Linked DNA regions of Homo sapiens: regions 1 and 2 are each linked to region 3. A link is a loop called in an ENCODE intact Hi-C map of the cell type or tissue named here. Cell type or tissue: PC-3. All regions are shown on one strand. Each heading gives the region's core, and the rest is flanking DNA. Links, peaks and the distances in the headings are about the cores only.

Region 1 (10,856 bases), core at 3,199-5,698, 53 kb after region 3:
GGCCTTTCTTTATGCCCTGAGCCACTGTGGTCCATTCTCTGCCTTTGGACTGTCTGAGGTCCTGACCTTGTTATACTTTGTTGGGTATACTTGTCCTTCTGAGATTGCAGTGTGTCTTTCTGACCTCTCACCCTCATATTTGACAATCCTCAACTTGCACTCCTAGCTTTTGTAGCTCCTGTTGCTAAATGGAAATGTATTCAGTTTGATGGGTTTTCTCTTCTTTCCCCATGCAGCAGTTAAATTAGGTTAACAAAACTTTGCCTTGTAGACATTTTTGGAAATTAAGACTACTTTAGGCTTCATGTCTGGTTAACTTTTCTCTGAAAACAACATCATTACGTAGGAAAATGTCTTTGCTTAAGGTATTAATGGAGGGTATTTTAAGAAGGGAAGGTATTTTAAGAAATAAGAGAAAATCTAAAGTAATTTCAGCTGCTATTGCCTGTGCTGCTGTACTGATGGTGATAATTGTCCGGTGGCAGCAGCATTTGGTAATATGAATAGTTTATGCTTGTCAGCCATGCCTTATGAAGCTTAAAACTTTATCTCCCCCTTTTTATAATTCAAAGAAGTATAACATCCAAATTCTAAGTATTTATTCTTCAGACATTGCTCTGGGGTTCTGCCTTCTTAATTTCCTAATTAGTATGCATAGTGACATGGTATAGCCATATAGAGACCTTGATCTTTACTGATCTCTTTAAGGAAATGTTATTTTTTGTCTTTAAATAAATATCCTCAGAAGTCTTGATTATGTGCTCCTTTGGACCCACCCTGGTCTTGAAAGCATTGGTTTCATTTTTCATATTACAGTATCCTACATCACTTTTCTCATTCTTTCTCCCTCACTGGCTTTACCCATCAAAAATCATTCCCTAGCTCTGTGAGGAGCCCCACAGTTCAGGCCTGCAGTGCATGTACATGTGTTCAGGCATCTCACATCCCAGAAGCCTCACCACAGCACCTGTCTCTCTTGCAGCTCATGACACTGAGAGGTTCGGTCCTGGAGGACGCCATTCCGTCGACAGCCAAGCACTCGACAGCCAGAGGCCTGCCTCTCAAAGAAGTGCTGGAGCACGTGGTTCCTGAGCTCAATGTCCAGTGCCTGCGGTTGGCCTTCAACACACCCAAGGTCACAGAGCAGCTCATGAAACTGGATGAACAAGGGGTGAGTTTGCCTTTCTGAGGAGAGCATTCTTGCTCAGGTTTATTGCTAGGCTTCCGGAATACAGACCTTAATGTTTCTTGTTTTGATGGAGATAATTGATACTTTTTATTGTGAAAGACACTCTCTTTGCAATTACTCATTTTGTTTTTTCTTAACTCTGAACTCTGAACATTTCTCATCTGATGAAATTCTGCATGTCAGAATTTATAAATAAGGCACTTTAAACTACGTTAAATTCTTTTGATAATCTTCCATATGTACGGTAAGTTTTTCGAGTGTCCAAGAATAAATAATAGCAGTAATCATAATAATGTTGTGTTAATGACAATACAGTAATAACAGTAATTAATAATAATGAGCATATTTGCAAGCCCCTTTTCTAAGTGCCTTAAATATGTTATCTCATTTAATCTCCCTACACTGTGAGAAAGGTACTATTATTATTCACATTTTAGAGAGAAGGATTCTGGGACACAGAGAGATTAAGTAATAAATCCAATTTCACACAGTTAGTAAGTTTTGGAACCAGGGTGCAAACATAGTCTGCCTCAAAGTCTGTGCCACTTCACCGCGCTGTTCTTAAAAGCTTAGAGTTTCAAAGTCTATTAGTACCACCAAAGATATATTCTAGCCAAGATTTTTAAATATAAAAATGTAAAATTTCACATTCTGCTTAGAGTAATTTGAGCATATGGGCCAATTTTATAGATAATATATTTATATACTCTTACTTTAATTCTTTCTTTTAGCATTTTAGCCATATTGCATCCTAGTAGTGGGTGGTAGTAGTTTTAACATTACATTTAAAAATTACTCCAAAAATAAAATTGGTTCAGGTAGTTTATTTATTTTTTTTCCCCATTATGTTCATTTTTCACAGAAGGGTCCAGCTATTGAATGTCATTTTGTGACCAGATTTGGATAGGATTTCCTTAATCAAAAATTCAAATTTTATTAAAATGAATGAGAGTCCAAAAAATCAGTTTTAAGGTATATTTATTGTTTTAATTCAGCCACTGAGAATATATAATGAAGCAATAGTTAGATGTCTCTTTTCTCTCTTCTCTTTTTTTTTTTTTTTCTGGAGACAGTTTCACTCTGTCACCCAGGCGGAGTGCAGTGGCGCAATCTCAGCTCACTGCAACCTCTGCCTCCCAGGTTCAAGCGATTCTGTTGCCTCAGCCTCTCGAGTAGCTGGGATTACAGGCATGCGCCACTGCGCCTGGCCAGGTGTCTCTTTTCTAATCTTTGCCTTTTTCTATCCATTTCACTTTTCATAATGCACAGCTAATATCTATTTGACACATACATCTGAAGAATGCTGTGAGTATCCATGTTCATAATGTGAAAATTTGTTGCCCTTTGAATTCTTCAAAAGACTACTGACATATAAACGTAACTATTTTGGAGGCTGTTTTCCAGTAATATTCTGAACATTTATTCTAACAAAGGAGTAGAAAAATGATGTTTAGGTCCAACTTTATTGATTCGGTCATTTCTACTACTGTGTTTATCAAGGAGAATAAAAACATTTAGACATTGATAATATAGTCATATACTTAACATTTGAAATTTCTATTAAAACAGATTATTTTATGTAAAGGAGATAGTTATTGCCATTTTCTTTTGTTTTAACTATATTAAATAAAAATGGATACTCTACTTGTAGACATTATGGGGATTTCTGACACATTTTATGTCCTCTGTTAGTGATGCCAAGTGCTGGATCACAGACGGTGCTGATCTGTGATAAATATTTTATAGTCCTATCCACATGGGAAAGATAAGAACACTATAAAGAGTTGAACTCAAAGTTTATTTAATTCACAAAACTGGCCATTATTTTGAAATTATGGCCTTCCTATTCTTGGAAGCATTAAAATGTCCCTTCCTTCATAAATTATTAATCATAATATATGATAGTTGTTTTCTTTAATATCTTTACTAGGCAAAATTAAAATTTGGCAATCAGTCAGTCTCTTCAATTTTACTTTGAAAGTAAGTGCCTTAAATATGTCATCCCGTTCAACAGGAGTATTACTATTAGACAGTAGTTTTTTACTAGACAGTGGAATCTAGAGGTTCAAAGCATGCTATTCTATATGAACAGCTCCATGTCTGGACTAAAGAGCACCGGGGGTTAGCCTCTGTCTTTTTTTTATCTCCATACATACAGCATTCAAAGCCTGGATTGTACTGAGATAAAGCAGACGACATGCATACTTAGGCTTTTAGTCTTGGGAGTAATTTTTTTGGTAGGAAATCTCATTAATGCCTTGGAATTATTTTGAGAAACTGATTATTTTGGTGCCTTTACAAATACAGATTTTAAAAAGGAAATGCTTATAAGTGCAGTGGATTATGCATATGAATCATTGCAAAGCATTTTTAGTTTCCATCTGTGTCGTCATATTTTAAAATTTCCAGCTTTGTGTGTCGTTATATTTAAAGAGATTCATAGTGTGATACAAGGAAACTGGACTCATCAGAAGGAGCTTTAAATCTCTTTTTATATTTGGTTTAAATGATTCTTTTAATATATTTTATGTTTTTATTAACTGTCTTACATAACCATGCTTTGTAAAAGAAGACACAATTTATTTCCTATATTGTGGCATTTTGCCTTTCAAATCTTTGGTGCTTTAATTCCTCATTTTACCACTATCAAAAGCTAAAGTGAACAGAAAAATTAAAATTTTATCTATTAAATATAAAAGAAAGCACTGCACAAAAATCTAATAATTTTTTTATTTAACTTGACAGTGATATATATGTGGGAGCTGAAGTATGCATTTCAATTCCTGAAGAAACTTATTTTAGAAAACGAACTAATTTTTTTAGCTTATCCAAGCTTTTACATTCTCCATCCTGATGCCTTTCTGGGACTTTCACTACTTTTTTTTTTTTTTTTTTTTTTTTTTTTTTTTTTTTTTTTTTTGAGACAGGGTCTCTGTTTCTGTTACCCAGGCTGGAGTGCAGTGGCGCGATCTCGGCTCACTGCAGCCTCTGCCTCCCGGGCTCAAGCAGTTCTTCCACCTCAGCTGGGATTACTGGGATGCACCACCACTCCTGGCTAATTTTTGCATATTTAGTAGAAATGGGGTTTCATCACATTGGCCAGGGTGGTCTCGAACTCCTGACATCAGGTGATCCACCCTCCTTGGCCTCCCAAAGTGCTGGAATTACAGATGTGAGCCACCACGCCCGCCTTTCACTACTTAGTGATGCCCATGTCAGTTGTTAAAATGGCAATGAGAAGACAAAACTAACCTCCTAATATTTTCACACCAATAAGAATTTATAACACTTGATGCTTTAGAAAATTTGTGTTCTTACTGTCAGGCACCTTGATCTTCACTTACAGTACAGTTGGGGGCATCTCATGATAAAAACAAATGAAATAAATACATATTTCATTTTACTATGTTCTAATCACTTTACTGGCATAATCTGATTTAATCCTCACAGCAACCCTGTGCAATAGATTCCAACTATTGGCCTATTTTACAGTCAAGGGGATTAAGGCATACAGAAATTCCCAGAGCTGTTTTTCTTACCTGTCATCCCTTAATAGCCCTGAGCACTGGATATAAATTTGCATAATACAGCTCTTCAATTTTAAGATTTCCAAGATCCCATTTACATATCTCGAATTACTTTCTTTTTAATTTCTTTTTTAAAAATCTGTCATCTTTATTTTTTTAATTTCTAACTAGGAATTCAGTGTAGAATATTGGAATATTCTGATGCTTAAAACTATGCTGTAGGCTGGGTGATGTGATTCACACCTATAATCCCAGCACTTTGGGAAGCTGAGGCAGGAGGATTGCTTGAGCCCAGGAGTTCGAGACCAGCCTGGGCAACATAATGAGACCCCCGTCTCTAAAAAAATAAATAATTTAAAAAACTACACTGTGAAGTATTAGGAATTTTGTTATTTAATCAAGTCAGCTTTTAAATAATGTAGAAAATTCAGATACTTTTAAATTTGCCATATCAGAGCCATTTTTCTTCAACAGTCATTTAAAAATACCTATATTTCATCTACTCTGTGCAAGGGGAATGAAAGATGATTATGTCAAGCCCTGGTTTAAGGCGTTCCCACATGTAAAGCACTTAGTACAGTGCTGAGCATGTGATAAAACGTTGAAGAAATAGGAGCTGTTGATAATAAGATAATAACTTGTTAGTAGCCCTTTACATACATTATCTCATTTAATCTTTATACATATCCTATGAGAGAGCTTCTGTTGTAGTTGATACATTATGCTCACTTTCACAAGTAAGCAGGACTGTTTCAAATCCAATAAATGCTTTTTAAGTATGACTCTGCAGGTTGTTAAATACTGTAGAGAACAAAATAGGCTAGTAAGACATAGTCCTTATCCATGAAGGAGACAGGGTCATAAATTACTGTAATGGATGTCAGGGTTAATATAATAAATCTAATAAGAGAATTGCAAACAAAGAGCATGGAGGTACAAGCCAGTGGGGACAAGTCATAATGGTTAACTGGATCAGAATGAGATGGGCCTTGGAGGGGAAGAAGATTTCATCAGGCCAGGGAATAAGCAGTTGGGTGGTCCATACTCAGAACAATAAGAACGAGACTCGGAAGGACAGAAGCACACAGTGCGTTCATGAGGCAGCAAGGAATCCCGCTGAGCAGGAGTGTGAGGCACATGTAAGGGAGTAATAAAAGTAGATGATTTTTTTTTTGAGACGGAGTCTCACTCTGTTGCCCAGGCTGGAATGCAGTGGTGCGATCTCGGCTCACTGCAAGCTCCACCTCCCAGGTTCACGCCATTCTCCTGCCTCAGCCTCCCAAGTAGCTGGGACTACAGGCACCCGCCACCACGCCCAGCTAAATTTTTGTATTTTTAGTAGAGACGGGGTTCCACCGTGTTAGCCAGGATAATCTCGATCTCCTGACCTCGTGGTCCGCCTGCCTCAGCCTCCCAAAGTGCTGGGATTACAGGCATGAGCCACTGCTCTTGGCCAAAAGTAGATGATTTTTATTGACAGTGACTAGGCCAGGCACTGTGTGAAACAGTTTCCATGAATTATTTTAATTAATCCTCAGAATGCTTTGATACTATTATTGTTCCTGTTTTATAGCTAAGAGCACTGAGACACAAAGACCAGTCACAATTAGAGTCTGTGCAGGCTGGTCTTGAATCCAGGCACTCAGACTCTAGAGCCTGCATTCTCAACCAGTACATCAGCCACCCTGTCCTCTTTTCCCTCCCCATGAATGGAAGAAGAAACTGGAATTATATTGCTGCAGACTTCAGTGCCCGGTATTCAGTGTAATATGTTAAACCCAAATAAAATTGGAATGGGTCTGGTTTATAAATATTTAAGGTACAGTTGCTAGTTTGCAGTAGAGAAAATTGGTAGTTCTGTTTTCATTAGGAAATGTCAGGTTTCATGTAAATGGTAGTGACTTTGCCTAAATGAATCTTCACTGTTTTTCTAGATTATTAAAAATGCAGTGAAATGAAAATATTTATTGAGTTTCAAATTTTAAGAAGTTATCCTTCAGGTTATTAAAGTCAGAGTAAGGGAGAAAGTGATCATATTTAATTTAACTCTGCAATAAATATCTCAAGAATGGATATAAGGAAATGAGCAATGTTTATGTGGTAATGAATAGCACTGACCCTTTGATTAAGGACATGAATGAAATTCTCTGCTGACTTCGCCTATTCATTGCCTTGCTGCGTTATTTTATTGTGAGGATAAATGAGTTTGACTAGCCATTTTCTCTTTGATTCAGGCAGCTAGTTTTGAAAAATGATCCATAGGGGAAATATTTTTTCCAAAACTGATTTTCTCTAAATGAAGCTTTGGCAGAACAATTGCCATTCCTAGAATTTTAATCGTCTCTTAGATTATGATATTAGCTAATGCATGTTTAGAGTTCAGATGGCTACCAAATTGATTCCAGACAACTGGTGGATCCGTATGTACATTTTCAGGAAGGAGATATCCACCATGGCCATCTAGTCAGGGGAAGAAATCAGTGGCATCTGTAGCTTTGTCTTGTGTGTTCACAAGTAGTGATCACCCTGTGCTGGCCTATCGCTGTTCTTTTGCCTGGCTGAGGCTGGATTGGATGACAGGATAGAGTCCCTTCCAATGAGAAGATTTTGTGATTAATGGGACTGATAGCATTAGCATTTGGAAGACATGCGGCTGTGGTAGGACTGCAGTTTGCAGTGAGAGAACACAGCAAGACTAAGATCACACGTGAGGACTTGGATCACGATTCAGAAGGATGCAGGAACTGGTGGCAAACATTTGTCTTCTGGATTTTGAATTGTGGATTGTGTTTTAAATTCAGCTTTAAAATAAAAGTTAAACCAATTTCTTTCCTATAGGATTTATCTAAACTAGGCAATAGTTTCAAATGGTCCCAAAATCAAAGCAGTATGACTATGTTTACATTCAGGGGTTCCATTTCTACCTGTTCCTATGACCCTTTTCTCCCCTGCCTTGTAGTTAATCACCTTATTAACTACAAGGTGTAGTATTTCTGTTTCATTATGCAGTTTCTGTATTTCTGTTTCATTATGCAGATACCACCAAATATGCATATGCAGCTTTATTTCACCCCTTTCTTTTATATATTATATATATACATATATATATACTTTAAGTTCTAGGGTACATGTGCACAACATGAAGGTTTGTTACATAGGTATACATGTGCCATGTTGGTTTGCTGCACCTATCAACTTGTCATTTATACTAGGCATTTCTCCCAATGCTATCCCTCCCCCAGCCCCCCAGCCCCTGACAGGCCTGTGTGTGATGTTCCCCACCTTGTGTCCATGTGTTCTCATTGTTCAGTTCCCACCTATGAGTGAGAACATGCAGTGTTTGGTTTTCTGTCCTTGTGATAGTTTGCTGAGAATTATGGTTTCCAGCTTCATCCATGTCCCTGAAAAGGACATGAACTCATCCTTTTTTATGGCTGCATAGTATTCCATGCATTTCACCCCTTTCTTATACAAGATATAACAGGCTGTAGACACTTGCTTTTTTCATTTAGGAATATATTTTTGAGATTTTTTTCGTCAGTACATAGAAAGGTTTCCCAGTATTTTTACTACTGCATAGTAGCATAGTATTTTGTTGTACTGCTGTGCCATAGTTTATTTCATCAGTTTCTCTATTGATGGGCATGTATGTGTAGATTTAAGTCCTTTTCTCTTACAAACAGTACTGCAATGAAGACTTTTTCTGTAGAATTGAAATTCATCTCAATGTCAAAAAAATCAGGTACCTTTATTATCAACTTAATACCCAATATGAAACTTTTTATCTTTGTGAGAAATTTTGCACAATAACATTATTAGGTAAAATTATTGTGTGTGGATTATTTCCTTTACATTATGCCAAAGATAAAAATAGGTTAGAATATGTCTGTGTACTTATATATAAATAATTTTGAAAGCATCTGTCAGGTTTTTTCTTTTTACAACTTTACTATTTAGTATCCATATGTCATTTTTTTAAAACAGTTGGATTTTTGTTAGTAATTCCCAATGAGGATATACATTTTCTAACTGGCATTTTTTGCTCTCAATACGGAATTTTTCCAGTTTCTTTGTCATTCTTTTTGGAGGACAGTATAGAAATTTATCTTCAGGAAGTAGTTAAGAGAGTTATGTATATGAAGAACAAATCAAAGCAAATAATGTGAATTAGAACAATTTTTTTTGTTTTATTTTAATGACCAAGGTCTTTACTTTCAGTAATGGCAAAGTTGCTTATTGCAGACCGGCCCATCCATTGAGAATAACCAGGAAAATTGAACAAAATATTTTTAAAACTAAGTTTGGACTCTGGATTCTGGAAAGATGGAGTAGATGTATTTCTCTGCGTTCTTCCTGCTAGGTACAGCCAACAACCTTGGACACATATATAAAACAAACATAAAATGAATCTGAAAGGTGGAGAGAAGCAGCAGGCTGGTTAGGGACCTTGAGATCTCTGGAATGGCATAGCTGTGAGGTCCCTGGGTTTTCTCTTTGCTCATATATCCCAGTCTTGGGCTGAAGAAGTCAGCAAACTGGAAATGCCTATAGGCACAGCCAAAATGTCCCCCAAATGTCTGTTCTTTTTAGCAAAAGGACCAAAAAAAACAAACTTAGAAAACTTTAAAACAGGAATCTCTCTACTCCAACTGCACAGTACAAAAAGAAGCTAACAACAACAACAACAAAAAACCCACAGCCTTCCCTCCTCCCTAATCCTTGCTGAGGCATTGTTAGAGAAGGCTAAGTGAGGAACTGGAACTTTCATCACGGTGGAGTGGTAATGAAGTGCCCCTCCAGCTCCCCACTGTGTGGCATCAGAAGAGGCCTGGTGGAGAGTCAGGACATTTTTGCACACCCAGCAATAACGGGGTCTTCTTACCAAAGTGTCAGTGAAAGCCACGTGGGGAGTAGTAATCATGCATGCCTGATACCAACCAGGGCAGTATCAGGAGAGACTCAGCAGGGAGCTGGAATTGTTGCCACTGCCTAGCAATACAGAGGTGTTGCTTTCCCTTAGGTGTCATGGAGGGAACTTGATGTTCAACCCCACCTAGCAGTGTCATTTTTTCCATACCAGAATGGTAATAAAGAAGGCCTGCTAAATAGAGGATTTAAATAAGATCCAGAGTCTCGTAAGTTAATATCCAAAATGTCCAAAATTGAATTTAAAATCACTGCTTATACCAACAATTGGGAAAATCTCAACTTAAGGGAAAATTTGATCAACACATGCCAACACTAAGATGACACAGTTGTTAGAATTATCTAACAATGATTTTCTGACAGCCATCATGAAAATGTTTCAATGAGCAATTACAAGCATGATTGTTATGTTATGTTATGTTATGTTATGTTATGTTATGTTATGTTATGTTCTGTTCTGTTCTGTTCTTTGGAGATGGGGCCTCACTCTGTCGCCAGGCTGCAGTGCAGTGGCTTGATTTCGGCTCACTGCAACCTCCACCCTCCGGGTTCAAGCGATTCTCTTGCCTCAGCCTCCTGAGTAATGTGTGTATTTTTAGTATTTTTGTATTTTTATTAGAGACGCCCAGCTAATTTTTGTATTTTTAGTAGAGACGGGGTTTCACCATGTTGGCTAGGATGGTCTCGATCTCTTGACCTCATGATCCTCCTGCCTAGGCTTCCCAAAGTGCTGGGATTACAGGCGTGAGCCACAGCACCCAGCCACAAGCATGATTTTTAAAAATGAAAAAATAGAAAGTCTTAGCAAAAAATTGAAGGTATTAAGGAACAAATGGAAATGTTAGAACTGAAAAATAGAACAGTCAAAATGTAAAACTCAGTAGATAGGTTTTTAGGATGCTAGTGGACCCTGAATATGGGCCATTAGCAGTCTACCAAAAATTATAAATTCTGAAATGTAAGGTACTTCAATGGGCTAGACACCCTAGAAGCCCCTGTCCCCAGAGACAAAATGGAAGGGACAGAGGAAAAAATCAGTGAACTTGAAGATAAAACAAATAGGAATCACCAAATCTGAGCAACAAAGAGTAGACTGGGGGAAACAAATGAACAGAGCTTCACGGTTTGTGGGGCTATAATAAAATATTTAACAATTGTGTCTTGGAAGAAGAGGAGAAAGATGGCAGGCCTTGAAAAAGTATTCAAAGAAATAT
Region 2 (10,856 bases), core at 5,167-7,666, 76 kb after region 3:
GGTGTCACTGGGCTAAAATCAAACTGTGTCCTTTCCGGGGGCTCTAAGGGTGAATCTGTGTTTGGCCTTTTCAACTTCTGGTGGCTGCCCGTGCACCTTGGCTCATGGCCCTTCCTCCATCTCCAAAGCCAGCAGTGTTGCCTCCCTTTGACCCTGCCTCCATTGTCTTTTCTCTTTTGTCTCCGTTGTCTTTTTCTGATGATCATCTTGTCTTCCTCTTCCACTTTTAAGGACCTTTCAGTTATTGGGCCCATCTGGATAATCCTGGCTACTCTCCCCATCTGTTAATTGGCAATCTTAAGTCCTTCTATAATCTATGCTCCCCTTTACCATTAACATTACGTATTCACAGGATCTAGGGATTAGGAAGTAGGTGGGTTTGAGGAGAAATTACTCTGCCTGCCAGTCTTCTATGAAAAAGACACAAAGTTCATCTTGCAACTCAGTTGAACAAGTGCTTTTCCTTGAGAAAGCTATCATAAAGCACTTTAGTAGGCAACAGATGCTTTATATATACGCTGCATTTCATCACATGGAATATTAAAAAGCATATACTCAAGTGTCTAGATTTAATACAAGTTAATATTTTACTGCTTCATCAAGGACATTCTTAACTGGGTTTTTATTTGGGGAAGGGGTGAGTGTATAGCGGAGAAAAAGAATGCAAGGAGTGCTGGTATAGTTTGGAGCCACTGCTTGATTCATGCAAAAGTGCCAGCAGTTTGACTCACCATGAGTGCATATGTCCGTGGAAAATACCAGATTGACTCTTAATAGTGTTTTGAAGATAGTTTTGATGTCATGATCCATCACTCCCCACAAGAAGGTTCTCAGAGATGCTCAAGAGTTCACAGTCCACACTTCAAGAACTGTTGCACAATGAAATACCTCATAGTGACTATTTTAAATTTCTAAATTTAATTAGGCAATAGTAGAGGTTTCATAAGAATGTAAGAATTGAGTTGTTCTCATCGTTTGTTCTACCCCAGTGGCCGCTTTCTGGCCATGATACCAGGGAAGATGAGGTAAAATGCAAAACTTCTGAAGAAGACTGAGAACTTGGTTATTCACATCTCTTTCTTCTGGTACAGGGCTGTGACTTTATCGTCCATCTTTCCAGGAAGTTATGGCTGTTTAAGTCAGATTGCACTGTCTGTTTCTTTCTTTCTACTTTTTTTTTTTTTTTTGAGACGGAGTCTTGCTCCGTCTCCCAGGCTGGAGTGCAGTGGCGCTATCTCGGCTCACTGCAAGCTCAGCCTCCCGGGTTCACGCCATTCTCCTGCCTCAGCCTCCCGAGTAGCTGGGACTACAGGTGCCCGCCACCACGCCCGGCTAATTTTTTGTATTTTTAGTAGAGACGGGGTTTCACCGTGTTAGTCAGGATGCTCTCAATCTCCTGACCTCATGAGCCACCCGCCTCGGCCTCCCAAAGTGCTGGGATTACAGGCGTGAGCCTGCAGTGTCTGTTTCTTAACTCTGTGTTAAAGTGCCTATTGTATGAGAGGAAGAGCAAATTTATGTACTGTTGTTTCCCAGCTGTGGAAGCTCACAACACTTTTAGTAAGTGTTGAAAGACCCCTTTACTTTGTTGAGATTTAAGACCTTCATCTCAAATATAGCCCTTGTCCCATTGGACTGACCACCATCACTTTTGTATGTACAAACATTTATTGAGTGCCCAGCACTTCCCTCAGTGCTTCATATGAACAGCTGATCTGCAGGCATGAATTATGGTACCATTGCTAAATGACCCAGAGGTTATCCAAAGCAAAATGCTAAACTGTGGATAGGAGGGCTTCTGGTGTCATCATAACTCTATTTTGATCATTACCTTAAAGTATTGTATATGTAGATCCATAAGCCCACGTAGGTATGTTTGTGTGTTTCTGAGACAATAAATACTGTTTTATATAACCTCAAAGCAATCCAAAATCCCCACATCATGGCTTTACAACTCCATGTACATTAGCTCCTTCTCTTAGAATGTTCCTGATTACATTTACTTAACTTCTGCTTGTCAACATCTCATTCTATCTGGGAGCATGGCTGCTAAGGATTCTAGGAGCCTGAGTTCGGAGAATGCTACCTACCTTTGATCTAATTGGAGTAGAAATCAAGATACAGTCACATTGTCACCTTTGAGGATACAGCAAGTGATATTTGACACAGTTTCAAACCAGAGGAAACTTGACATTGTAAGGAATTTCCTAATCCTCTTAAAGGATCATTCCTTTCACAACTGGCAAAACCGGTTTGTTCTGTCAGCAGGTGGAGCTCACTAGGGTATAGAATTCAGTCAAAAGAGGCACATTGTCCTGTCCTTGAATTCTGCTTGTCCACTACTTTGGGGGATGTTTTCTTATCTTCTTTCTGCAGGAAACTTTTTTTTTTTTAATAAATGAATCTAAATAAATTAATCCTTTTGAGTGTTGCACAGTGAAATCTTAGGCCTCTATCTATGAAGTTTTAAATAGGCACCCACAAATTCAGTGTCGCTGTAATGCTTTCCATTAGTCAGGGTGAGTTTTGTTTTACCCTGTTGCAAGCGAAGGCTGTTCTGGAAGGCATAGCCAGACAGCATGTAACTTAAAGCCCCTTCCTGTCTACAGATTGCTTGATCTTTTTGTTCTCCCTGGAGGGAGAGAGTCAGGTAATGTTCAGCCCTGGAATCTGGCTGTATTAAGGACTTCTTTTGTAATAGACATCGAGACTATCTCTCCCTTTTTATTTGTTGAGACCTAATAGGGTACTTAGCTCAATTCTAAAGCCAAGATGAAACCTTTACCTGTGGGAGCGTTCCCTTCTAAGCATTAGCCACATTCAGCCATTAGAAGCAGGCCCGCTAAGAAAGGGGTTAAATGTCAGTAGTGTGCAGCAAGTTTTACCCTGATTTTTTTTTCTTATGTGTGCTATACAAAAATGAACTAAGTCCCGAATGTGTGCCTGTTCATAATCAAGGTAGCAGTAGGTCAGATTGTATGCTGTTTTAAAAATATTCCAGGACAGGCACAGTGGCTCATGCCTGTAATCCCAGCACTTTGGGAGGCCGAGGCAGGTGGATCACCTGAGGTCAGGAGTTCAAGACCAGCCTGACCAACATGGTGAAACCCCATCTCTACTAAAAATACAAAAATTAGCCAGGCCTGGTGGCGCATGCCTGTAATACCAGCTACTTGGGAGGCTGAGGAGGGAGAATCGCTTCAACTCCAGAGGCGGAGGTTGCAGTGAGCCAAGATTGCGCCATTGCAATCCCGCCTGGTCAACAAGAGCGAAGCGAAACTCCATCTCAAAAATATATATATATATCCAGGAACCCTCCTGTCTATGCACAATGCAAAGGCTGTTGAGCTTTCTTGTCAGCTAAGCAGGGTGCAGGGGAGGGAGACAAAGCAAGCAAAGGTGTTTTTTTGTTTGTTCATTTGTTTTCTCCCCTGTGACATTTTCCGTTATCACGATTTGAACCATTTGATTTGGAAAGCTGAAAATGGTAGTTCAGGTTCGTAGTCCCTTAATATAAAGTGGCAGGGCTGGCTGTGTTTCAGAATTGAGGAATTTTCAGATTTTAGAGGGATAATAAAATGTATGACCCATATAGTAATATTCCCAGTGAGATCTGGGGCAGTACCCCACAATCAATTATGCAGGGGAAACATGAATATTCACACAAAGATGAATAAATTAAAAGTACTAATGTCAGCCCCATGTCAAGTTTTGCTGCCAAATATGTTTGCCTAAATTTGCTTTCTACCTTTCAACTTCAGAATTGCAAATAAGAAGTTGTAGACATATGTTGCAGCGGTTGTCCAAAGACAAACCTGGTTGAGTTCTGGTGATAGTTAATGGAGCTGAGTCACAGAACTGACTCTTTATGATCTTGTGTCTCTCCCTACTGTACTAGTTCCTCTCTCTTGCATTCTCTGATCTCTTTGCTCATCTGTCAAACAGGGGTAATATTTGCCTTGTGGGCTATTGTGAGAGTAAGAATTTAATGTATGTTAAACACTGCACGTAGTGCCTGGCATATGATAGGTATTCAATAAATGTTAGCTATTAAAATTTCACCTCTTCTCTTCCCCCTTTTATTAGATAAAACCTTACTGATGTGGTGGTTGTAATGACACTCTGGAAATAGGATTAAGTGATAAGAATTGTCCCAATGTCATTGGAGAATTCAAAGTCCAATTTTTTTTTTTTTTTTTTTTTGAGACAGAGTTTTGCTCTGTTGCCCAGGCTGGAGTATGTGGTACAGTCATGACTCACTGCAACATCAATCTCCCGGGCTCAAATGATCCTCGAACCTCAACCTCCCGAGTAGCTGGGACTACAAGTGTGCACCACCACACCTGGCTAATTTTTGTACATTTTGTAGAGACAGGGTTTTGCCATGTTGCCCAGGCTTGTCTGGAACTCCTAGGTTCAAGTGATCTGCCCCCCTCAGCCTCCCAAAGTGCTGGGATTACAGGCATTAGCCACTGTGCCCAGCCCAAAGTACACATTTTTATGTTGAAAACTCATTGCTTGTTAAATGATCAGTAACACCTTAAAATTTCTTTGCAAAATGACTGGACTTTTCAATGATGAATAAATGTTTTGATTAATGTTATAAGTAAATCTCTTAATCCTTCATTTTAACTGCATTTGAGGAAGAAATATTTGCCATTAGCTGATTTGCCATTGTGAGGCCTCTTTTAAAGTTTCTCTGCAGACACTCATCCTTTGGAAAACTATTTGAAAGAGAAGTTGCTCTAAGTACAGTATTGATGATAGTAGTGCTGTAACAAAGATATAGGCAAGGTTTATAATTTAATATATTGGGAAAAGGGTATTGGGAGATAAGTCTTTTCTAATTTTACAAAAAAAAAACTGCAAAAATATTAGTGGACCTTTTAGTGCAAAACAGTTTATTTTAAAATATGTTTTATAAAGTAGACCTCTGCTTTTAAATTTGTAAAGACCTCCCTTTTAAAAGGGGGGACACCATAAAAAAAGAATTGCCTTTAGTTACCAGGATTTTTTAATAACCTCATTTTGTACTTTGTAATTGATTAACAGAAATTTCCTATAGTACCAACAGATCTGTTTAATGGTGCATGATCTTTACATACAGGAAATTTTCATTTATTTTTCTGGCCTTTTCTCAGTTCATGAAGTTCGTAGATACTTGCTCCACTTAATTTTGGATCAAAGACGGAAAATACAGAAGGATTTCAAGAGAAGAAAGGTGTTAGCTATTTTCTGGGCATGTGCCCTATAGGACCTTTTAGCATTTGACTGGGACAAAGTGGATCTGCCTATATTTATATGCATCGTATTACCTGCCTTCACAGCTGAACTACCAGCAGAAAGTAGGCATCATGTACTGCAAAGCTGGACAGAGCACTGAAGAAGAGATGTACAACAATGAGTCAGCTGGCCCAGCCTTTGAAGAATTTCTTCAACTATTGGGAGAGCGAGTTCGGCTCAAAGGATTTGAGAAGTATCGAGCACAGCTTGATACCAAAAGTAAGAAATACTTACACCCTCCTACTAGGCTTATTTTCCCCCTGTTGTGCTGTTGTGCATCTGCTAAATTATCCGTAAAGCAACATTGCCATTTATCGCAGAACACTGCTGGTGATGGGGGAGAGAAAGCCAGAGAGGGAGGATGTAGCACCAGAACAGTTGAAGATCATAACCAAAGTAGCTAGAATTAGACTCTAAAAAAATAGTGTTGTCAGAGGTGTGTGCATGGAGTGGGGCAGTGACACAGATCGTGCAGAATTGCTCCTGGGTGAGCATTGTGTAAATTTCATTACATTTAGCCAAATGTTAGGGTGATTAAAAACTCCGGAAACTTACAACTGTCTGAGTGTAAGCCTGGAATTTTTGACTTCCATTAATTCATTTCATAGTCTTCATGTTTATCTATGTAGTCAGCCTTTGTTTTTGTTTTTTTGTATTCTTTTTACATCTAGGGTTTTTGTTTCTATTATTATTATTCACAGTCTACTTAATCTCTGAGAAAATAGGCTTTTTAGCTTTGGTATTAGTTTAGCTCATAAAATGTGTTGATTAAAAGCATGATAATGAAACAATCTGTTTAACTATGGTGCATGAACCTAAAAGGTTGTCCATGTCCAGTCCCCAAGTTGTCAGTAAAATAGTTAACATTCTCAAATGCCTATTTTGGTTAGCTGGGACTAATCAAAGAGTGTGTTGACTTTTGCTATGTGTCTGTGTGAAAGCAGTTTTAAATTTTATCTTTAAATTCATCCATAGACACCTGTGACCTGTTTTTCTTTGAGAGGGTCTTGGGATTAGCACATCTGTATTGCAGTCTATAGTAATCTCTCTGATTTTCTGTACAGGAAATTAAATAAGGAGTTGAGTCATGAAAACAGAAAAGCATTCATAAACTCCACTGCAGGGAAGAATTTCCTGTTGCCATGGTTTTGCTGTTGCCAACTTGGAAACGACATGCAAGAGAGACTATTAAAACCCATAAATAGCCTAGCTGCTTAAATATTATTTTAACATTCTGTACTCTGCTTGCAACTGCATAAAGATGTTAAATTTCAGTATGTCCTTAAACTCTTTTTATCCAGCTATTCTGATATTCACCTGGTACAGTTCATTCATGTTGCCCCCATTTGTTGTGCTGTATAAATTATCACTACCACAAACAGTTATTGAAAGGATCTGGGAAGAGAATGTGTAATAAGCTCAGTGATACTATAAATGAATGGTCAGACTGGGAGTTGATAAGATTGTGTGTTATCTGTGATGAAGGGTGATGTGAGAAATGTATAGCTAGGGTATCGTTAAGCAACATGACATGTAGTAAGGCAGTGGAATACACAAAATAAGCACTTTGTGCACAGTTTGTCCAATTATCCCAACAACTGCAAAGGCTAGAGGGGGATGAGCCTGGATTACCAAACAGCCTCTTAATGTAGTTTTGGAATTATATAATACCTTCAACAGGGAAAGATTCTTTTTCACTGAACTACTCTCCTTTAAGTAGTTCAACTTTATGAGGCATGTCTGACCTTTCAGGGCATATTTCCTGAGAAGGATTCAAAGAATCCTTCTGTCCTTTTAAAATGTCGCATTTCCTAAAATGAACGAAAAGTAGGGAAGTATTCCTACTCTGAAGCCCCAAAGAAGACAGTACGCAAAATCATCTCTTTTACTCCAAGCTTATTAATAGGGGCAAAAACTAGAGTCTATTCACTATGCCATTTAAACCTGCATTAAATAATCATAGACCACCAAAATAGGCAACAGCCAGCCTCTGTACACCTCAGCTGCCTCCTACTGGGCTGGACACTACTAGAGATAAGACTTCGTTCTGTGTGCTGTGATGTAATCTCACCATACTTAATCTAACTTTATGTTGTGTCAAGAAACTTTGAATATAATTCTTTTTCTAAAAAAGTGCTTTTCAGAACAAATGTTCAAGGATCATTCCCACTGTAGATGTCACTTGAATCTATGGGTTTGTAGTTTTTATCAAATTAAAGTACTATCTGCTGTTATTTCTTTATTTTTTCTGTCTTAACCTCCCATCTCTCTGAGACTCCAATTACACATATGTTATATCACTCACTGGTGTACCACAGGTTAATGAGGCCCTGGTTCTTTTTTTTTTCCCCCTAACCTTTTTTTTTCCTTCTGTGCTTCAGTTTGGATAATTTCTATTAATATATCTTAAAGCTCCTTGTGTTTTTCTTTTCTTCCATGGTATCTTAATTCATTGTTAATCCCGTCCAGTGAAATTTCCATTTAAGATATTATATTTCAGGGCCAAAAGTTGCATTTGATAATCTTTTTAAATGTCTTCTATTCTCACCTTTTTAGGTTCACGCTGTCCTTTAGATCCCTAAACACATTTATAATAGTTGTTTCAAAATGTTCATCTGCTAATTTCATCATTTCTCTCATTTTCAGTTTCTTTTTTTAATGGGGTTCCTTTGTATATATTTTACTTCCTCACATGTCTGGTTGTTTTTGATAAGATGTTGGATATTGTAAATGTTTCATTGTTCAGTGTCTTAATTTTGTTATCTTCTTTAAGTGTTGAGTTTTGTTTTGGCAGGCAGTGAAGTTGCAGAACAGCTTGATTTTTATGAGTCTTATTTTTAAGCTTTGTTAAAGCATACCTAGAGTAGCTTTTACTCTGGCTAACTTAGCCCTACTACTAAGGCATGACTTTTCTTGCACCTCAGTACTTGAATATTCAATGAAGTGTCTACTGTGGCTGTTCAGAACTCATTAATGTCTCCCAACCCAGTGTGAACTGTGGAATTGTTTGGCTTATAATTCGTTGGTAGTTGTTCTTTCCCTAATATTTTGTCTTTGCTTGGCTTTTGGAATTTATGCATATGCATATGCAGCTTACTGTCCAACTCAAGACTCAAAGGGACCCCTATTCAGATTTCTGAACCTTTCATCTGATATTTCTTTCTCTTTGGTATTCTGCCTAGCAAATATCAGTCACCTCAGACTTCCTGAACTCGAGTCTGTCTTGGCTTCCCCCTTCAGTACCTTGCTCTGTGTCAACTGTCCCACAAGTACCTCTAGGTAGAAAGCCCAGGGGTCATAGGGCTCATCTTCTGTATTCTTTTTTCTCAAGGATCACTATCCAAGGCTGCCTGTTCTCCAATGTCTGCAAACAGTTGTTTCAGCTATTATATCATTTTTTCTAGTTATTCACAATGGCATGGTAAGTGCTGTATCAAGCACTTCATTATGGCTGGAAGCAGAAGTCCCAGATACTTTTGATATGTATGCCGTCTCGTTTAATTCCGACAAACCTGCTAGATACCAATTATCCCCACTTTACAGAATTGGCTTCTTTAGATTAAGTAACATGCCCATGGTTAGATAGCTAGCAAGCATTAGGAAAGTAGAATAGATCCCAGTAGTGTGGTTAATGAAGTGTTCAGAGAAAGCATAAATGTAGAATGAAGTATAGCAAAGCCCCAAGACCGGCCTTTAGCCTATGTCTTCCTCCCTCTTAAGCCCTTGAGCTAACAGTACTCAAACCAGCTCATGAGATAGCTCTACTTCATGCATTATCATCATATTCATTTCTTAGTATTTTTGTAAAGGAGGACGAGGCTCAGGGAAGTAATGAACTATTGAACCATTTCTTCTTTTTCCCAGTTATCTGTGCAAAGACCATCTACACATTTCAAAAATAAGGATTTGTAGCAAACAAGCAAGCTACAAATAAATATGTCACAGGCTGGAACAATTCTGCAATGAAGAAATTTTTAATAGGGGATTTTTCCTTCTTTTTTGTTTTCTTATTTGGATGATATAACCTAGATAATTACCATTCTCTCACACTACAATAAATACAATAAACTTCCCACCAAGCAGTTTGTTATTTGAAAGCTGGAGACCATCCTCATTTTTAGCTACGTACGTGGATTATTTGGGGGAATTATTTCCTGACTGAGGCTTGTTTGTCACGTCAGTACACAGGAGACTTAGAAGCCGTTTGTAAAAGCTTTCCTTCAAAGCCCTGCCTTCATTAATTTGCTGCAATGTTAGTGACTGTTTGTTTTCTCCTCCATTTTTCAGCAGTGTTATAAATGCAGTTGAGGTTCAAGATCTTAAAAGAGATATAAGACTTTTCATAAAGAAAGATTTGGAGGCAGATCATGTGATTGTCAAGGAGGCAGATCATGTGATTGTCAAGGTGACCTATATAATGCCTGAATTTACTTATTAATTAAAGCTCTATACAAATATGAAGTAGCATCATTCTTTCATCCTCCTTCTACAAGCACATTGTCCCTTTAGAGTTGCTCAATACGCTCTTCAACCAGATAAAAAAGCATTTTTTTTTTCATTTTCCTGATAGTCATTCTATTAAAACTTTCATAGTTTCAGGGTTTCATGGTCACTAAAAATATTATAATAAGAGCATTGGATGCTTTATTCCTTAGTAATATAGTAAACAGTCTTAGATTCGGGAGGACATGTCCAGGTTTGTTAACAGGGGTATATTGCATAATGCTGGGGCTTGAGCTTCTAGTGAATCTATTAGCCAAATAGTGAGCATAGTACCCAGTAGGTGGAGATTTTGAGGTGGAGTAGGGTTCTCCAACCCTTCCTCTCAACCTTCCTCCCCACTTTTGGACTCGCCAATGTCTGTTGTTTTCATCTTTATGTTCATGTGTACCCATTGTTTAGCTCCTGCTTGTAAGTGAAAACATGCAGTATTTGACTTTCTGTTTCTGCGTTAATTCACTTAGGATAATGGCCTCCAGCTGCATGTGTGTTGTTGCCAGGGAGATGATGATGTTCTTTTTTATGGCTGCGTACCATTCCATGATGTATATGTACCATGTTTCCTTTATCCAGTCTACCATTGATAGACACTTAGGTCGATTCCATGCCTTTGCTATTGTGAACAGTGCTGCAATAAACAAATTAGTGCAGGTGCCATTTGATAAAATTATTTCTTTTCCTTTGAGTAGATACCCAGTAGGGAGACTGCTGGGTCAAATGGTAGTTCTATTGTTAGTTCTTTGAGAAATCTCCATACTGTTTTCCATAGTGGCTGTATTAATTTACATTCCCATGAACAGTGTATGTATATTTTCTTTTCTCAAAATCCTTGCCAACATCTGTTATTTTTTGACTTTTGAATGATAGCCATTCTGTCTGATATCAGATGGTATCTCATTGTGGTTTTAATGTACATTTCTCCAGTGATTAGTGATGTTGAGCATTTTTTCATGTTTGTTGGCTACGTGTATGTCTTCTTTTGAGAAGTGTCTATTTGTGTTATTTACCCACTTTTTAATGGGGCTGTTTGTTTTTTTCTTGTTGATTTGCTTAAGTTTCTTAGAGATTCTGGA
Region 3 (10,856 bases), core at 3,802-6,301:
TGCTTTCTTTAGACACTACTGTTGATTCAGAGTCCAGGACATGCATGTCTCATTGGCTGAGGGGCTGACTGTGTGTCTGCACCCTGTCTGTAAGAACGGCTATGTTAAGTAACATTGTGGCATTTTTAGCTTCTACTATGGAAGGCAGATTTTGTATAACGAAAGGAGAGGTGATTCCCTGGATGTAGATACAAAGTTTAGAGGATAAGCAGATGTTAGGAAGTCATAGTGTTTTCCCCTCTATCCAGTTTCCCCAGGTAAACCAACTAGATCTCTACTTAGTCCCTTTCATGAAGTCTACTTAGTAGTCAACAAGCCGTGCCTCACACAGAGCTTCAGTCTACTATTTTTTTTCTTTTTTCTTTTTTAAAATCCATTTATCTTTATTTATTTATTTATTTATTTATTTTTGAGATGAGGTCTCACTCTGTCACACAAGTTGGAGTGTAGTGGCATGATCTCGGTTCACTGCAACCTCCACCTCACAGCCTAAAGCAGTCCTCACACCTCAGCCTCTCAGGTAGCTGCGACCACAGGTGAACGCCACTACACCTGGCTAAAGTTTTGTAGTGATAGAGTTCTGCCATGTTGCCTAGGCTGGTCTTGAACTCCTGAGCTCAAGAGATTCAGCCACCTTGGCCTCTCAAAGAGCTGGGATTACAGGTGTGAGCCACTGTGCTTGGCCCAGTCTGCTATTTTAATGCCTCAATTTTAAATACAAAAGGATAGCCAGTTATAGCAGACATATTAGCAAAACTTAGCATGTAAAAGACAGTGATGAAAACAAAACAGAAGAAAAGTAAATTTGGGGAATATAAGATACTGAAGATGAAATGGAAACATAAAAAATTAGTTTATTAGAAGGACGAGAGAAAATACTGCATTCATGAAACAAGAATAGAATGATTTTTTATTTTATTTTTTTGAGATGGAGTCTCGCTCTATCACCCAGGCTGGGGTGCAGTGGCACCATCTCGGCTCACTGTAACCTCTGCCTCCTGGGTTCAAGCAATTCTCCCTGTCTCAGCCACCTGTAATCCCAAGTAGCTGGGATTACAGGTGCGCACCACCACACCCAGCCAATTTTTGTATTTTAGTAGAGGCGGGGTTTCACCCTGTTGGCCAGGCTGGTCTCGAACTCCTGACCTCAGGTGACCCAGCTGTCTTGGCCTTCCAAAGTGCTGGGATTATAGGCATGGGGCACTGCACCTGGCCAGAATGATTTTTTTAAACGGAAGAAACAGAGAACACAAAATTTCTTCAAAATTGAGCCCAAGAATCAATGTGAAAGATTAAATAATCTGGTTGGAAAACGATGTTTTAAAAAGTCTCTCAAATACCTAAGAGAAAAAGATAAAGAAATGGAGGGTGCAGGAGAAAAAAATAAGAAAGTGTTCAGGTGGCCCAGTGTCCAATGAATAGAACATTTACAGAATGAAAGAACAAAGAATGGGAAGGAAAAGGAATTAATCAAAGAGTAATAAAATAAAATTTTACTCAACTGAAAGTTGTGAAGGTCCACTGAGTGTCCAGTACAAGGACCATAAAAAGAACAACACAAAGACTACTCCAGTATTAAACAGATGATCCTAAAAAAAATCCAGAAAAGAGCATATAACATAAAAAAAACTGGAATCAGACTATTTTGGGCTGCTCAGTTCCAACAGTAAAAGCTAGAAGTTAATGAAATAATACCTTTGTCTTAGTCCATTTTCTGTTGCTTACAACAGAATACCTGAAACTGGATGGTTTATTTATTTATTTATTTATTTATTTATTTGAGATGGAGTCTTGCTCTGTCACCCAGGCTGGAGTGCAGTGGCACAATCTCGGCTCACTACAAGCTCCGCCTCCCGGGTTCACACCATTCTCCTGCCTCAGCCTCCGGAGTAGCTGGGACTACAGGCGCCTGCCACCATGCCTGGCTCATTTTTTTTTTTTTTTTTGTATTTTTAGTAGAGATGGGGTTTCACCGTGTTAGCCAGGATGGTCTTGATCTCCTGACCTCATGATCCGCTCGCTTCAGCCTCCCAAAGTGCTGGGATTACAGGCGTGAGCCACCGTGCCTGGCCTGGATAGTTTATTTTTAAAAAGAATTTATTTCACACAGATGGAGGCTGAGATGTCCAAGGTCCAGCTGCTGCTGGTGGGGACTCTGCAGCATCCCGAGAAGGCGATGGAGGGCATCACATGCTGAGGGGCTGAGCCTCCTAACTTGCTAGCTCAGGTCTCTCTTCCTCTTCTTATAAAGCTACCAGTTCTACTCCCATGATAGCCCATTAATCCATTAACCCATTAATCTGTGACTGGATTAAGCATTCACAAGGACAGCTCTCATAATTCACTCACCTCTTAAAGGCCTCTCCTCTCAATACTGCCACACTGGGGATTAAGTTTCAACATGAGTGTTGGAGGGTACAAATATTCGGACCATAGCAACCTTGAAAATTCTAATGGCAAATGTTTTACTACCTGTCATTTTATGCCCAGCCAACCATCAGTCAGTTTAAAGCTAGGCATGCTAAGACTCAAAGCTTTTACCACCCATGCACCCCTTCTTAGGCAGTTACTAAATGAAGAAGGTAGTGGTCCATCCAGGTGAGGGAGTGAATTAAGAAAAGAAGAAATGAAATCTGGGAGACGTGGGATCCATCCAGGAGAGAAAGAAAGGAACTGTCAGGATGGTGATTGGTGGGATGTTCCCCAGAATACCTCTTCAGGAGACCTAGAGATCAGCAGCTAGATTGGGGCATGAGAAGAGCCCTAGGAGAGAGTTCTTCAGGGAAGAGAAATGGAATTGATAGGAATCTGTTGTTTTTGACTGTGTGGAAAGAATAACAAGATTTTTTTGCTTCTTATGTTGTATGTAGGAAAAATTAAGCGTAGGTATATAGAAATAAAGCAAATGAAAATAAATGAAACTGTTACTAAGTTCGGGAAAAGTAAAGTAAGCAACTGAGCAAATATAGCCGTAGTAACGTAAATCCTAATATATATAGCTATGTGATATAACTAATATACACACATGTGAACATAAATAGGTACATAGAATGGGGTAAGGAAATGGGAGAGACACTTAATGGAAGCATGCTGATTTCTCATCTTCCACAACAGGACTTCAACATTTACTACGTAAGATTGACAAATTAAAAAGTAGCAATATGAGCGTGTTATTTAGGAATAAGGAAATAGTGAGGGAAACAGTGCTATGTATTGAAAGTGGCTGTGGCTGTTCTTGGGACTGAAGAAGATGGAGTCAAGCAGTATCGGTTTCCCCCACTTTATATGCCTGTGGTACTATTTGCCTTTAACTACTATGTATATTACTTTGATAAAAACATAAACGAATTAAAAATAAAATAGCATTGCAGTAAGTATCTTTGGACAATTATTACAGATTGTAAAATCACGTCTCAGTGTTTGTTTTACCACCTATTTTCCTATTCAAATGTGGTTGACATTTATGATTAAGCCTCTGCTAAGGACTAAGTATCCTAAAATCAAATAAGATGCAGTTCCTGGCCTGAAGCACTTACATTTCAGTGGGTGGCGCATCAGAAAACTGAGCATTCACAGTGTGTCCTGTTTGATTGTCTTTTGGGAACCAAGGATGTGGAGAAAGTTTGGGACCTCAAGAGAAAGAGTGGATGTCTACAGCTGCACAAGGAAGGGCAAACCAGCAGAGCTCCTGGGACCTGCTGAAGGAGGAAAGATGCCCGAGAGCTGGGCAGAGGAAAATCCCTCCTGCTTTCAACAACTATGCATTTCCAAATGTCGAAAGAGAGATTGCAGAGCTCAACAACATGAATATTTTCTGGCTTACCTGCCAATGGTTTTTTTCTCCCCCTAAAATGAAACAATATCCATTATCTCTAGCGACATGTCTATTTTAACTTTGTCACTGTTAACAGTGGTTACTGGTATTCCAGTACTTTTTCCTAATGTGTATAGTGTTGTTTTGATTTGTATGCCTTTGATGCTTATTATACTCAGAACAGTAGATGGGCCTTTTCTTGTGCTTGTGTTCTGTCAAAGAATTTTTCTTAGTTCAACATATTCTTTCTTTAAAACTTGTTTTAACTGCAGTGATGCCAGAAAGTTTCAAAAAGACAGTTCCTCACTTTTTCTTGGCAGCAGTTCTGGTGTTAGAAGGTAATAACACATAGTGAAATCATGATTTATTTAAAGTAGAAATTTTGATTTCTACAACAAAAATCTTGATTTTTAACCACCATAAATTTCCTGTAGTAATCCCAAGGGATGCTGTAAAAAGAATAAGGTGGGGTAGGGGTGGGAGTGGAAGGGGTGGACAACTTCCTGAAAGAGAACATACCCCAGTGCAATCTTGAAGGAGGAGTAAGAGTTAGAGGAGTAAAGGGTGGATAAGAATAAAACAGGAGGAGGAAGGAAGAGAATTGAATGGAGTTGTGTTCCAGCAAAAGTTACCACTTGGCTTCACCTGAAGTCTCACGAGAACCCGGTGCATTCAAGAAATTTTAACTGGTTTCCTTTCCCTTTGACTGGAGCTCAGGGTTCAGGGAGCATGGTGGGAAGAGTGTGGAGAGATTGGGCTGTTAATTAGGGAGATTTATCTTGCACTTAGGAAATTCTGACATTGCAAAAACAGAGAGGCTATCTCCTTGAGGATTTAAGCGAAGGAGGCTAAGACTCGTGCTAATATGCACCTTATAAACAGTCTTGAATAGGCAAAGTGATCAGTTTTTAAAATAAGCATTATTGCAGACACACAAGACTATGTTTTAAGATCAAACTTACATTCTAGTTAGAGGATTTATTTTACTTTGTCACAAAAATGAAAAGGTTGGCAAAAAAAAAAAAAGACTTCCTGCCACAAGGTTTTATCTTTGAACACTTTATTGGTTTGCGTTTTGATTAATTTTTTTTCTAGTTAATAAGAGTTTAAATGATCAAGTTAATACATTTGTGAGGAAAATCTCACTTAGAAATCAGAGATTTTTAAGTTTAGGGGATTAGATTAAAAATAATTTTATTTGAAAGTTAGGCATAAAATGTATGTATATTTGCATATGTGCATAGTTTTTAAAAAAAACTGGAAGGATGTGGTATGCATTAAAGAAAGATACTTTGTTTGCTCCTGCTTTCATTTCTGTTGACAAGTTGCCAGAATTATTTGTATAGGGCCTCTATTTTCGGAACCATGATATAAATAAAGGATTCAAAATGTTTCCAATATGAAGCATTTCATCCAGCATTTTTACATCAGCTTTGAATGGGAGGAGGTCCTTTGCTGCTTGTGAGCATAAGTGGATTCTTTGGCTCTTAATCATCCACCCCTTTGCCTTTCTTTTTCTGGCTCTGTAAATACTTAAGTTGCTGCGGAACTGACTGTCCCTTGCACTGGATCCTTTCTCTCCTCTGCCCTTATCATTCAGTGTCTTACTGTCTGTGCCCCCAGCCCACACACAGTGCCTGGAAGAATATGTATACTATGATGAGTGACTATCATTGGGCTTGGGATTGGGACATGTAGAAGAAGACGTATACTTTTCACTTTTTCTGTACTATTTCAATTATTAAAATTTTCAGTAAGCATATAACCGGGTTCAAAAATGACTGAAAAGGGGCAAAGGAGAGACTTGTGTGGGGAGAAAAATTATTTGAGGGTAAAAGATAAAAATTATTTTGACCATCATTAATTTGATGGTAATTGTTTTAAATTTCTGGTTTTAGTTGTCTCTCCCTTTAATGCTGTATTAACCACACTGCCTTCCATTGTCCTGTGAGAATATGTTTATTTGCTGGGATTTTAAATAGTCGATTCTATTGTGGATTAGTTTATCTTTTAGTTACTTCATTGTGACAGTGTTTTATCCAGTTCTGTGTCACTTCTTGTTAATCTTTTAATAGATTTGCTCCTTTTTATGCCTGTTTTTCATGCTCCTTTGATGAGTGGATTGGGGTGAGAAGGTCAAACCCACTATTTTTTATTCATTACTGTTGTGAAGGCTCTTCAAGAGAGAAAGATGAAGCTGAAACCTTTATTAAATTTTGCTAATGTGGACTTGTTTTTGGCATTTCTCCGTCAACACAGATATGTGTGAAATAACCATGATTACGTTTTAGATTACAATAGAAGTTCTGATAATTTATCAGTTAATTTCCATTCTATTTTAGCTGAAAGCACGTAACTTTTATTTCTAGTGATTACATTTCAAGGGTACTAAGCTTAGGTGCTTTCAGGATAAGGATTGGACAGATCTTTTCCTCAAGAGCCTGAAAGTCTCACTGGGGAGAGAAGGCTGAACCACAGGTAGACTGAATCTTGAAATTTCAGTAAGTAGCAGAAAGGGAAGCATTTTTAGAAAGGAGGGTGCCCTGGTACAAGGAACATGGCTTAGGGATCAGACTCTCGAGCAGTGACCCAGTCTCGTCTAAGCTGCTGGGTCTTCATGTACAAACTGCAGTAGATAATAGCTCTTTAAAGATTGCTTTAGCGAGTTAGTGAGATAATGAGCAGTGCCTGATGCATACATAACTGGTTACAATGGATGGAAACAGATTATTGAACAAGCATGCTCTGAAAGGACAGCATGGTGCAACAGGCAGGGTAAGAGTAGGGGAATGAGGAAATCTGGATGTAAACCTGGACTTGACACTTGCTATTTAATCCTAGGTGGACTTACAGTTTCTGGCTACTACTGGTGGAAAATGATGGGCTCAGACAAGGTATTCTTTATAATTTACAGTTTTAAATTGTCAATATTGAATTCTTCATGCAGGCTGAGTCACTTGGTAGAGCTTTATGAAGAGGGCACAGTGGTTTGTTTAGGGCAAGCCTGTTTCCTTCTGTTAATATAAGAAGGAAACAGTTTGTGGGCAGGTGCCAGTTACTCTTGAATTCCAGGCCTAAAATCCAGGCCTAAATAAGAAAATAATGGCAGGGGCCAGGTGCAGTAGCTCATGCCTGTAATCCCAGACTTTGGGAAGCCGAGGCAGCTGGATCACGAGGTCAGGAGTTTGAGACCAGCCTGGCCAACATGGTGAAACCCCGTCTCTATTAAAAATATAAAAATTAGCCAGGTGTGGTGGCGGGCACCTGCAGTCCCAGCCACTCGGGTGGCTGAGGCAGGAGAATCGCTTGAACCTGGGAGGCAGAGGTTGCAGTGAGCTGAGATCATGCTATTGCACTCCAGCCTGGGTGACAGAGCAAAAAAAAAAAAAAAAGAAGAAAAAGAAAATAATGGCATGGCAGTTGAGGAGCCACTGAAGGTTCTCAAAGTGACATGACTACCATAGCATTTTTAAAAAGTTAAAGTTAATTATCAATAAATACTTTTTCTCTCACTGTATCCATATCCACAGGATATAGAAATTCATGCCTGCGCTGGACTGCAGAAGTGGTACACAGGCTATAAGGGAGCCTTTTTTCTTTTATATTTTCAAAGTAGTTTTTCTACCATAAATTTTGTAACCACTAGCCCAGTATTGAGAGAGAGCCTGCTATATAGTGAGCACTTATTTTTTTTTTTTTTTGGAGACAAATCTCACTCCGTTGCCCAGGCTGGAGTTCAGTGGTGCAATCTCAGCTTACTGCAACCTCCGCCTCCCATGTTCAAATGATTCTCCTGCCTCAACCTCCCAAGTAGCTGGGATTACAGGCACATAGCACCACACCCAGCTAATTTTTGTATTCTTTTAGTAGAGGTGGGGTTTCACCATGTTGGCCAGGCTGGTCTTGAACTCCTGATCTCAGGTGATCCGCCTGCCTTGGCCTCCCAAAGTGCTGGGATTACAGGTGTGAGCCATTGCGCCCAGCTGCACTTTGTGTTATACACAATTTGCTTAACTTTATGGCTTGTTGGGCATGCCTTTTTTTTTTTTTTTTTTTTTGAAACGGTCTTGCTCTGTCACCCAAGCTGGAGTGCAGTGGTCCGATGGCAGCTAATTCCAGCCCCAAACCTCTGAGCTCAAGCAGCCCTGCCACCTCAGCCTCCTGAATAGCTGGGACCACAGGCACACACCACCACGCCTGGCTAATTTTTTTTATTTTTTATTTTTTCTTTCTCCGATACAGAGTCTTGCTCTGGCACCCAGGCTGGAGTGCAGTGGTGCGATCTCGCCTCACTGCAGCCTCTGCTGCCCGGATTCATCCAGTTCTCCTACCTCAGCCTCCCAAGTACCTCGGATTACAGGCACACGCTATCATGCCTGGCTAATTTTTGTAGTTTTAGTAGAGACGGGGTTTCACCATGTGGGCCAGGCTGATCTTGAACTCCTGACCTCATGATCTGCCCACCTTGGCCTCCCAAAGTGCTGGGATTACAGGCGTGAGCCACTGCTCCCGGACTTTTTATTTTTTATTTTTTAGTAGAGACAAGGTCTTGCTTTGTTTGAGGTCTTGCTTTGTTTGAGTCCATGCTGGTCTCAGACTCCTGAGCTCAAGTGATCCTCCCTCCTCAGCCTCCCAAAGTGCTGGGATTACAGTTGTGAGCCGCTGCACCTGGCCTGACCACTCCTTTACCTCTCTATGCTCTTTCTTCATTCGTAAAATGGAGATACAGTTAACCCTTGAATAATGCAGCGATTGTGGCACCAAAACTCCCACCCTGAATGCAGTTGAATATTTGAGTATAACTTTTGATTCCTCCAGAACTTGACTAATAGCCTACTGTTTACCAGGAGCCTTACTGATAACATGAACAGTGAATGAACACATAGTTTGTATGTTACATGTATTATATAGTGTGTTCTTACAGTAAGTAAACTAATGAAGAGAAAATGTTATTAAGAAAATCATCAGGAAGATACATTTGCAGTACTTTACTGTATTTGTCAGTACTGTAAATTTACTTCATCTGTCTGACGTGGCAGGCAACTGCAGCTGCAGACTTCAGTCCATGGTACAGATCAAACAATCCAACTCTTTCTTATAAAATCCTGACTTTGCTTCTTGGGAGCACTTTTACCATCACTAGTGGCACTTCATATGGGTCCCATGGTGTTATTTGGGGTTAACGTATTTTACTAAGCGTGAAAAATACACCAGAACCACGAGAGGTCACTTTTTTACTCTGACATGAAGTTTGTCAGAGAGAGGAACTGCTCACCTGGAGAGGATTAGTTTTTAATCAGAGAATTGTAATACTTGAGCTCACCGCAATAGCAGCAGGATATGGCTATGAAATTATTTTAGGAATACAGTATGTATTACAATTAATTGTATGCAGTTATGATTGAATATTACGTCTTTACATTTGTTTACATTTCTCTCAGCTGCAGACCGCACCGTTTATGATCTTTCTGTGCATAAGTTGTGATACATTTTAGCTCCTTAAGTAGATTTATGTATTTTCTATGGTAGTAAATGATAAAATAGACTAATATCTTACATGTATTTTCTGCATTCATGACATTCCTTACTTTTTACTGATTTTTTTTTCTATATTTCTAGGCTATGTAGTTTTTTCAAATTGTCACAGTTCTCCAAAATATTTTTTAGTGTATTTATTGAAAAAAAATCTACAGATAAGTGGCCTTCCCTGTTCAAACCTGTGTTGTTCAAGGGTCAGCTGTACTCCTGGGGTGCTGGTGAGGACTGAAGGAGAGGAATGAGCATGTGTGAGGAAACGAAATGGGTGACAGAGTCCTGCTGTCTTAGATCCCTTGAGGGAGAGAGGTTATGCTCAGAGATAACGGTACAGTCAGACAGACAGAGGAACCATATGCAGTCTGTATTTAAGGACATGCTAAGGCAATGTGGAGTAATTTTAATGTTTTTCTTTTACGTTCTAGGTTCTTGGGTGGTATTTCAAAATCTGCTAAGGGAAATATGCTTACTGTTGATATCAATCATGATTAATAATAGTTTGGATATTATGTTCACCCATTGTTCTTATGCTCCTTTCTACTTTTTTCCTCAGCTAAATTTAAACGTGTTTTTTCAAGTGCAGTTTCTTAAATTCTTTTTGGAACATAAATATTCAAATAAGAAAACTGCACTATCCTTAATAAAGCCATTTGTGGTGTTCCTTCCTACTGAGCCCCTTCCCGTTTCCTACATACTTGTCTTCTTTTTCCAGTTAGATAATAGAGACTTGAGGATAGAGATGGCGCCCTGTGTCACTGACAGTGACTGTCTCAAATCGCCAATGTTAGCAGCCTGAAAATTTGTCTTAGAGATGCAGATTCTCTGCTGCGTTTTTTACAGAGTTCATTATATGTGGATCAAAGGCAATTTTCATGGCTTATCTAATGTAAATCTGACTTCATCGCTTTCTCTTCTGCCCTCAAAGAAGAAAATCAGTACTACCAGGTTCTTCTTCCCCAGTATGCGATTCCTTGAGCCACTGATACCACGTAGCACTTTAGTAAAGCTCTCCAGGGTGTTGGTGTGAGTCCACATAGAGACATTCTTCAGATTTAGCCTCAATCCTGCAGAAGGAGGACTGTGAAAAGGACAGAATATACGTAGGAAAGTAGATGCTTCCCAGGAAAGGGGAACTAATGATGGCAACCTGTGCTCTGCGTAGGTACCCTCATCTGATTTTCCTAGGTCACTACAGTCTTGGGAGGGGACAAGGTGAAGGCTGCTGGGCACAAGGGAACTTTTATGTCAATATTAAATATAAGGAAAGCATCTGTAAATGAGGAGATATAAGCAATTGTGTTAATCATCTATGTGAAATAATTATTCAAATCCTATAAATACTGCTAATCTTATAATCTTTAGTACTCTCTACTTTATACAGCCTTCTGTGATTTCATTTTAATTAGGGGATTTAGCACAAGAACATCTTACAGGAAGGACCTGACATCTGTTGGATTTTTACTTTTTTTGGTGATTTGAATGGCTGGAGGTTTAACAAAGTATAGTA

What was found. Hi-C counts contacts between places; a loop is a spot of excess contacts. Peaks named below come from ENCODE experiments on the same cell type or tissue, not always from the same donor. Only the 100,000 strongest peaks of a DNase experiment are listed, where the experiment ranks them.
Region 1: it touches region 3 in a loop (2.0-fold over the local background); 2 of 110 quality-filtered maps call a loop at or near these places.
Region 2: it touches region 3 in a loop (2.2-fold over the local background); 3 of 110 quality-filtered maps call a loop at or near these places.

What each region holds. Positions count from the first base shown.
Region 1 is chr14:71,623,066-71,633,921 of GRCh38, forward strand. SIPA1L1 (signal induced proliferation associated 1 like 1) reads left to right here. Exons shown (of 24, transcript NM_001386936.1): 7 at 983-1,171. Among named protein-coding and RNA genes, the nearest start is that of SNORD56B, 230 kb to the left of the region's middle. In PC-3, for the core only: no CTCF peak of the experiment used is centred there; no DNase peak of the experiment used is centred there.
Region 2 is chr14:71,645,008-71,655,863 of GRCh38, forward strand. It overlaps SIPA1L1 (signal induced proliferation associated 1 like 1), which reads left to right. Exons shown (of 24, transcript NM_001386936.1): 8 at 5,328-5,502. Among named protein-coding and RNA genes, the nearest start is that of SNORD56B, 250 kb to the left of the region's middle. In PC-3, for the core only: no CTCF peak of the experiment used is centred there; a DNase peak (open chromatin) is centred at 6,434; H3K27ac peaks cover 877 bases.
Region 3 is chr14:71,569,880-71,580,735 of GRCh38, forward strand. All of the region lies in intron 4 of SIPA1L1 (signal induced proliferation associated 1 like 1), which reads left to right. Among named protein-coding and RNA genes, the nearest start is that of SNORD56B, 180 kb to the left of the region's middle. In PC-3, for the core only: no CTCF peak of the experiment used is centred there; a DNase peak (open chromatin) is centred at 5,312; H3K4me3 peaks cover 299 bases.